2 separate regions of the Homo sapiens genome follow, and region 2 is linked to region 1. Evidence: chromatin contacts called from ENCODE Hi-C or POLR2A ChIA-PET data. All regions are on one chromosome and are shown on one strand. The core of a region is the stretch at or near the end of the contact, and the rest is flanking DNA. Distances in the headings are between cores, read along the strand shown. Region 1 overlaps KDM2B (lysine demethylase 2B). Region 2 overlaps TMEM120B (transmembrane protein 120B).

Region 1 (3,214 bases), core at 216-2,715:
AAATCCAGCATCCCTTTATGATGAAAGTCTTCCTAAACCATCAGCATCCTATGAGCTTTCAGAGAACTGAAGACTCCATGAACCACGGACTGGGAGGCGTGAGGTCAGTGTGGCAGGAGGAGAGGTGCCTAAGGTCACACTGTGGCAATGAAAACTCAGGTCAGAGGTGGGAAATGCCAGAATTCAATTCTCTGCTTCAATACAGAAAAACTCCCATCCAGGGAGCTGCAAACCCTTTCTGGGTTTCCCAAGACTCTCTCCTCAAAGCCACAAATCAAGTACCACGAATCTCAGATGTGTGTCTGTACGTGGCTCAGAGGGTGTGAATGCTGGAGAGAATCCCCAGGCCTGGGGAGGACCTAAAATACTCATCTAGGGGCTGGGCGCGGTGGCTCATGTCTGTAATCCCAGCATTTTGGGAGGCCGAGGCGGGTGGATCACTTGACCCTAGGAGTTCGAGACCTGCCTGGACAACATGGCAAAACCCCGTTGCTACTAAAAATACAAAAATTAGCCGGGCATGGTGGCGTGTACCTGTAATCTCAGCTACTAGGGAGGCTGAGGCAGGAGAATCGCTTGAACCCGGGAGGCGGAGGTTGCAGTGAGCCAAGATTGCACCACCATGCTCCAGCCTGGCGACAGAGCAAGACTCTGTCTCAAAAAAAAAAAAAAAGAAGAGCAGGCGCAGTGGCTCACGCCTGTAATCCCAGCACTTTGGGAGGCCAAGGTGGGCAGATCATGAGGTCAGGAGATCAAGACCATCCTGGCTAACACAGTGAAAACGTGTCTCTACTAAAAACACAAAAAATTAGCCAGGCATGGTGGCGGGTGCCTGTGGTCCCAGCTATTCGGGAAGCTGAGGCAGGAGAATGGTGTGAACCCGGGAGGCGGAGCTTGCAGTGAGCCGAGATTGCGCCACTGCACTCCAGCCTGGGCAACAGAGCAAGACTCCCTCTCAAAAAAAAAAAAAAAAAAAAAATACTAATCTAGGTCAGTGGACCCCAGTCTCTGGTCCTTTAGTTTTCACTGGTTGGAAACAGAATGAGAAAAACTATCAAAGTTAAAGTACTATCCTTTATTCTGACATTTTATACTTGTAACTTTTTTAGTGTCAGAATAGACCATGGGGTTTGTTGATCTTAACACCCATCTTTAGCAAAATTATAAGTTGGCAACTCTGTATCTGTTCCTAAGTTTTTTTTCACTGGTCCATGAAATCAATGGCTGGGAACCGCTGAACTATGCTGCACCCTCCCTCCCACCCTACCCCACCCCTGTATCTCAGAGGGTGGCAAATTCCAACTGTCCCTTTTCTACTTCCCAAAACTCCAGGGGAAAAAATCCTGGTATCTCAATGCATGACCCTTCAGGCCAGAAGTCTTTGCCAGGACCTAACTGGACTCCTGCTTGCAGCAACTCAAATGCACATTTCCTCTTCCTGCCTTCAATAGACAGCCACGCCCACACCCCTGCTGCCAGGGCTTCTCAAGACCTCCCCCAGCTTGCTTAAGTCACCAACATCAACACCCACACCATCCCACACAGGGGAAAAGTGATGAGCCACCTCCCAGCTCTGCATAAGGCCTGGACAGAGAGACTTAAGGCCTGTTAGGCTCAGAGGATGGGGTTGGGAGGGAACTTGAGGGTCCCAGAGTTCAGCTCCACCCCACCACCATTGTAGAGAGAGCTGAGGTGCAGAGAGAGGAAGAGACCAGCTAACGTCACAGAGTCAGCAGCAAGGCCAAGAGCCTTCCAGTCATCCTTTGAATCCAGGGCCAATCCAGCAACACCTGCAGAGTGGATTGAGCACAGCTTAGAAGGAGGATGCCACCTCCTTCCCGAGTCTCCACTACTCCACATCTGCCAGGGTGTCCCCTATAAACGCTGACCACCAAGTGCAGTTCCCTTCCATCCCAAGCAGGGGTCGGTCCCTTCCCTGAGCCAAGCAGGTCTGAGGACAGACCTGGGGCCATGGTAACAAAGTCATCCCCGCACTAAACCCTGCTACTTCCAAATGCCAAATCTCCCTAATAGGGAAGTCTCCAGTTTCTGCCCAACTTTCTAGAAGCACCCAGGTGTTGGAGGCCCCATCCCCATAGCAGGAACTGCTACTACAACCACCACTAGTGCTTGATGTCCAGACCTAAGACCAGTTTCTAGCCCAACTCTCAGAAACATCTTGGTGGCCTCAAAGGATACTCCTATCCTCTGGTCCAAGCTTCCACCCAGTTGTAGATTGTCTGCAAGCACCTTGAGTCATCCATATCTACTTTCTACTTGTATGCCTCCAGTGACAGGGAGCTCACTACCTAACAGAGCAAGTTATTTCAACACCACTCGGCTATACTCCTTTCAGGAGACAATCCTTCACCTGGCTGACTGCAGTTACCATATGCCTTCACTTCCTCATGTAAAGCAACCCAATTCCTCCTTCAAACACATCTCACCTGATGTGGTTTCCAGACACACCCACACCCCACTTCAGGTTGATTTAACCTCCAAAGTACAATGACCAAGAGGAACAAAACCTCCTTCCTACAGGCTAGGTGCGGTGGCTCACATGTGTAATCCTAGCACTTTGGGAGGCCAAGGAGGGAGAATCCCTTGAGGCCAGGAGTTGGAGACCAGCCGGGACAACATGGCAAAACCCCACCTCTACTAAAAATACAAAAATTAGCTGGGCATGTTGGCGCACGTCTGTAATCCCAGCTACTTGGGAGGCTGAGACTTGGGAGGCTGAGACTTGGGAGGCTGACATGAGAACTGCTTGAACCTGGGAGGTGAAGGTTGCAGTGAGCCAAGATCACGCCACTGCACCCTAGCCTGGGTGACAGAGCAAGACTGTCTCAAAAAAAAAAGAAAAAAAGCACAACTCCTATGTGTGGCCTGACCCCCTCCCTCTACACAGCAGGACTATCACCTCTCTCATCCTAGGTAGAATGCTTCCATTAATGCAACCTAAGAGATAATTCCCTGACCCCTAGGTCATCAGCCACATCTACTAGTGACTGAGCCAGGAACCAGCCAAAAGCCCTTAGTCCATCTCCAGTGAACTGGAGGCAAGGAGATCTGAACTCACTCAGCCCTCATGACCACCCTGGGGAAATCTTAATCCTATTTTACAGATGGGAATAGAGGCACGAAGAAGTGAAGTCACAGCCTCTAAGTGGTCGATCCAGAATTCCACCTGAGGCCATGCACAGCCCTTCCCCAG
Region 2 (3,214 bases), core at 416-2,915, 240 kb after region 1:
CAGGTCAGCTCCACCCACCTCCCAGCCCCCAGCACTGCCTGCTCCTTCCCCAGGCTGGAACCCTGCCAACTGTGACCTTTGGGAACTGAGTAGCATTGGGGATACCAGCCTTTTTTCCAGTCCTAAATAAGTCCTCCAAATGGAAATATATATTATTTTTCTCATCTGAAAATTGCTCTGGATTTGTATACTGGTCCCAAGGGTTGCCTCTGGGGAAGGGGGCTTGAATGCTTGGGGACAGGGAGAGCGTCTTACTTTTCACCAACCTGTTTGTTCCCTTTAAATTTTATCCCATGTGTGTATTGCCTTTCTTTCCCTTTCTTTCTTTCTCTTTCTTTCTTTCTTTTTCTTCCTTTCTTTTTCTTTCTTTCTCTTTCTCTCTCTCTCTCTTTCTCTCTTTCTCTCTCTCTCTCTTTCTCTCTTTCTTTCTTTCTTTCTGATGGAGTCTTGCTCTGTTGCCCAGGCTGGAGTGCAGTGGCGCGATCTTGGCTCACTGCAACCTCCGCCTCCTGGGTTCAAACGATTCTTCTGCCTCAGCCTCCCGGGTGGCTGGGACTACAGGTGCGCACCACCACGCCCAGCTAATTTTTTTTATTTTTAATAAAGATGAGATTTCACCATGTTGGTCAGGGTGGTCTGGAACTCCTGACCTCAGGTGGTCCACCCACCTCTGCCACCCAAAGTGTTGGGATTACAGGCATGAGCCACCACGCCGTACCGTTTCTTTCTTTTTTTTTTTTTTTGAGATGGAGTTTCTGTCTGTCACCCAGGCTGGAGTGCGGTGTTGTGATCTCGGCTCACTGCAACCTCCACCTCCCGGTTCAAGCGATTCTCCTGCCAAGTAGCTGGGATTACAGGTGCCTGCCACCATGCCTGGTTACTTTTTGTATTTTGGTAGAGATGAGATTTCACCAGTTGGCCAGGCTGGTCTTGAACTCCTGGCCTCAAGGGATCTGCCTGCCTTGGCTTCCCAAAGTGTTGGGATTACAGGCATGAGCCATCACGCCTGGCTGTATTGACTTTTCAGATACTACAACCTACATTTTAAGTTAAAACCTGCTTGCAAACAAATACAAATGTATAAAGCCAAGAATGGAAATTGTATATCAGCCCACCCTAGAGGTGACGTTAGTTAAGATCTATGTCCTCTCAAAAGTTTTTATTCATAAATAGGTATATACATGTGTGTATTACATTATGTATCTTTTACAAGTATGGGACCTTTCTGTACATAGAGCTTTACTATTATAACCTGCCTTTTGAATTTTTAACAGTTTATCATGGCTATTTTTCATGTCATTACCACCTCATTTTTAGCAACAACGAAGTATCCCATTGGATGGAACTCTGTCTTGTGTCTTAGCATTGCACAGAGCTCCCAACATAGCACTGGCATAGCTTGCATTCCAGCAAGCATCTATTGAGTGTCTACTGCATGGAAAATTCCAGAAGTTTCAAATCTAGTTGGGGCTTAGATGGGTCCTCACATACCTGTGTTCTCTCTGTGTTCTGGATAAGGGCTAAAGCAGGTTCAGACCAGAGTGTGTGTGTCTGTTTGTGGTGTGTGGGCGTGGGAGAGGGTTGTAACCAGGGCACCCTTTCTGCTTCTGCCCAGTAAAGACCCATCAGCCTGTGCTTGGGGCAGAGAGGTGTGGCCCTGTCTTCCGGGGACACCAGGCCCTGAGCCCAGGTGCTGTGCTCCCCCTGCAGGCTGCGTCCAGTTCCTGCAATATTATTACCAGAGGGGCTGCCTCTACCGGCTGCGGGCCCTGGGGGAGAGGAACCACCTGGATCTCACAGTGGGTGAGTAGCTGGGCCTGGGTTGGAGCCGGGGCAGGTACTGGACCTGCCAGCTCCCCACACCGGGAGTGCAGCCCTGCGAGCACCTCCCATACAGCGGAGCCAGGCCGCTGCCCTTTATCCGAAGCGCCTTCCAGAATTCATCCTGGATTCTGTTTCAGCTGCCAAGTGCCAGGCCAGCTGCATACCAGGCCCCGAGGGCAGGGCCTCTGTCTCAGCCTCTGGAAGTGTCTATTTTTTTGTGTGTGTTCTAGAATACACACACACAAATTAGCCATTTGTGTGTAACATGTCTACATACCAACACGTATAAGTATATAAATGCATGTACACGGGGGAGACATGCCTCACTCTGAAGCCATAGGAGTGCCAGCCAGAAAAGTGAGGAGACACCTCATTGAGAATTTCAGGGGAAACTGTTTTTAATACAACTCTGCTATCTTTTTTTTTTTTTTTTTTTTTTTTGAGACGGAGTCTCACTCTTGCCCAGGCTGCATTGCAGTGGCACGATCTCTATTCACTGCAACCTCCGCCTCCCGGGTTCAAGTGATTCTCCCGCCTCAGCCTCCTGAGTAGCTGGGATTACAGGCATGTGCCACCACGCCCGGCTAATTTTTGTATTTTTAGTAGAAATGGGGTTTCACCTTGTTGGCCAGGCTGGTCTCAAACTGCTGGCCTCAAGTGATCTGCCCACCTTGGCCTCCCAACGTGCTGGGATTATAGGCGTGGGCCACTGCACCTGGCCAACTCTGCTGTCTTTTGACATAGTCATTTCCATCAAATTACTCTCCTAAGTAGGTCCTCCTGTCTCAAGACTCGATAGAACTAATGCATGTGAAAATTCATTATAAAATGCAAAACCCTGTGCAGATTAAAGAAATTAGTAACAACATAGCGCCCAGTGTCTGTGTGTTGTCACCTGGCTCTTGGTGGCTTGAAGAGAGAGAGCAGTCAGGCCAGGTGACAGGGTTGCTATTGTCATAGTGAATGCCCACCCAGCTATGACAGGTGAGGGCTGACCCCCCGCATGTGTGACTGTCCCTGGCTCATCTTAGGGTGACTGGTGTGGCTGGGGGTGGGCGTCTGGTGGAGCTGTGGGGGCAGCGGACCCCCTCAGCGGGTCCTTTTTCTTCCCTCCTCTCCACAGAAGGGTTCCAGTCCTGGATGTGGCGGGGCCTCACCTTTCTCCTGCCCTTCCTCTTCTGTGGCCATGTGAGTCCCCCTGGAGTTTGTGGGTATCTCCTGTCTGGGCTGACCCCCAGGAACAGAAGGTCTTCAGGCCTTGCCCTCCTTCTCCATCCGTCCCCATGCTGGGGCCCACAGCATCCTGGGGCCGGGGCAGCCTCTGGGCCCAGGGATGCCAAGGCAGGAGCCAGAACTGACCTAGCTCTGCCCTGGCCTCGGGTGCCTGCAT

The links. A loop is a pair of places that touch in the nucleus more often than their neighbours do. ChIA-PET counts read pairs that join two places held with the same protein, here RNA polymerase II (POLR2A). Pooled maps may share reads with other maps.
Region 2: a map of sigmoid colon shows a loop between it and region 1 (2.0-fold over the local background). The contact joins two enhancer-like sites. A Hi-C loop is called at or near these places in 2 of 168 maps with a recorded cell type or tissue (CD4-positive, alpha-beta T cell and sigmoid colon), 3 of 37 single-sample maps with no recorded cell type and 6 of 50 pooled maps. POLR2A ChIA-PET finds 5 or more read pairs at or near these places in 9 of 52 experiments (A673, AG04449, CD4-positive, alpha-beta T cell and 6 more).

The regions. Positions count from the first base shown.
Region 1 is chr12:121,529,271-121,532,484 of GRCh38, forward strand. All of the region lies in intron 8 of KDM2B (lysine demethylase 2B), which reads right to left. Among named protein-coding and RNA genes, the nearest start is that of KDM2B-DT, 50 kb to the right of the region's middle. RefSeq lists an enhancer at 228-729. Within about 2 kb of position 1,466, at least 23 of the 41 ENCODE cell types and tissues checked have a DNase peak (open chromatin) inside an H3K27ac peak, as active enhancers do.
Region 2 is chr12:121,771,711-121,774,924 of GRCh38, forward strand. TMEM120B (transmembrane protein 120B) reads left to right here. Exons shown (of 12, transcript NM_001080825.2): 9 at 1,711-1,803; 10 at 2,948-3,012. Among named protein-coding and RNA genes, the nearest start is that of RHOF, 20 kb to the right of the region's middle. RefSeq lists a silencer at 1,572-1,621. Within about 2 kb of position 1,666, at least 14 of the 41 ENCODE cell types and tissues checked have a DNase peak (open chromatin) inside an H3K27ac peak, as active enhancers do.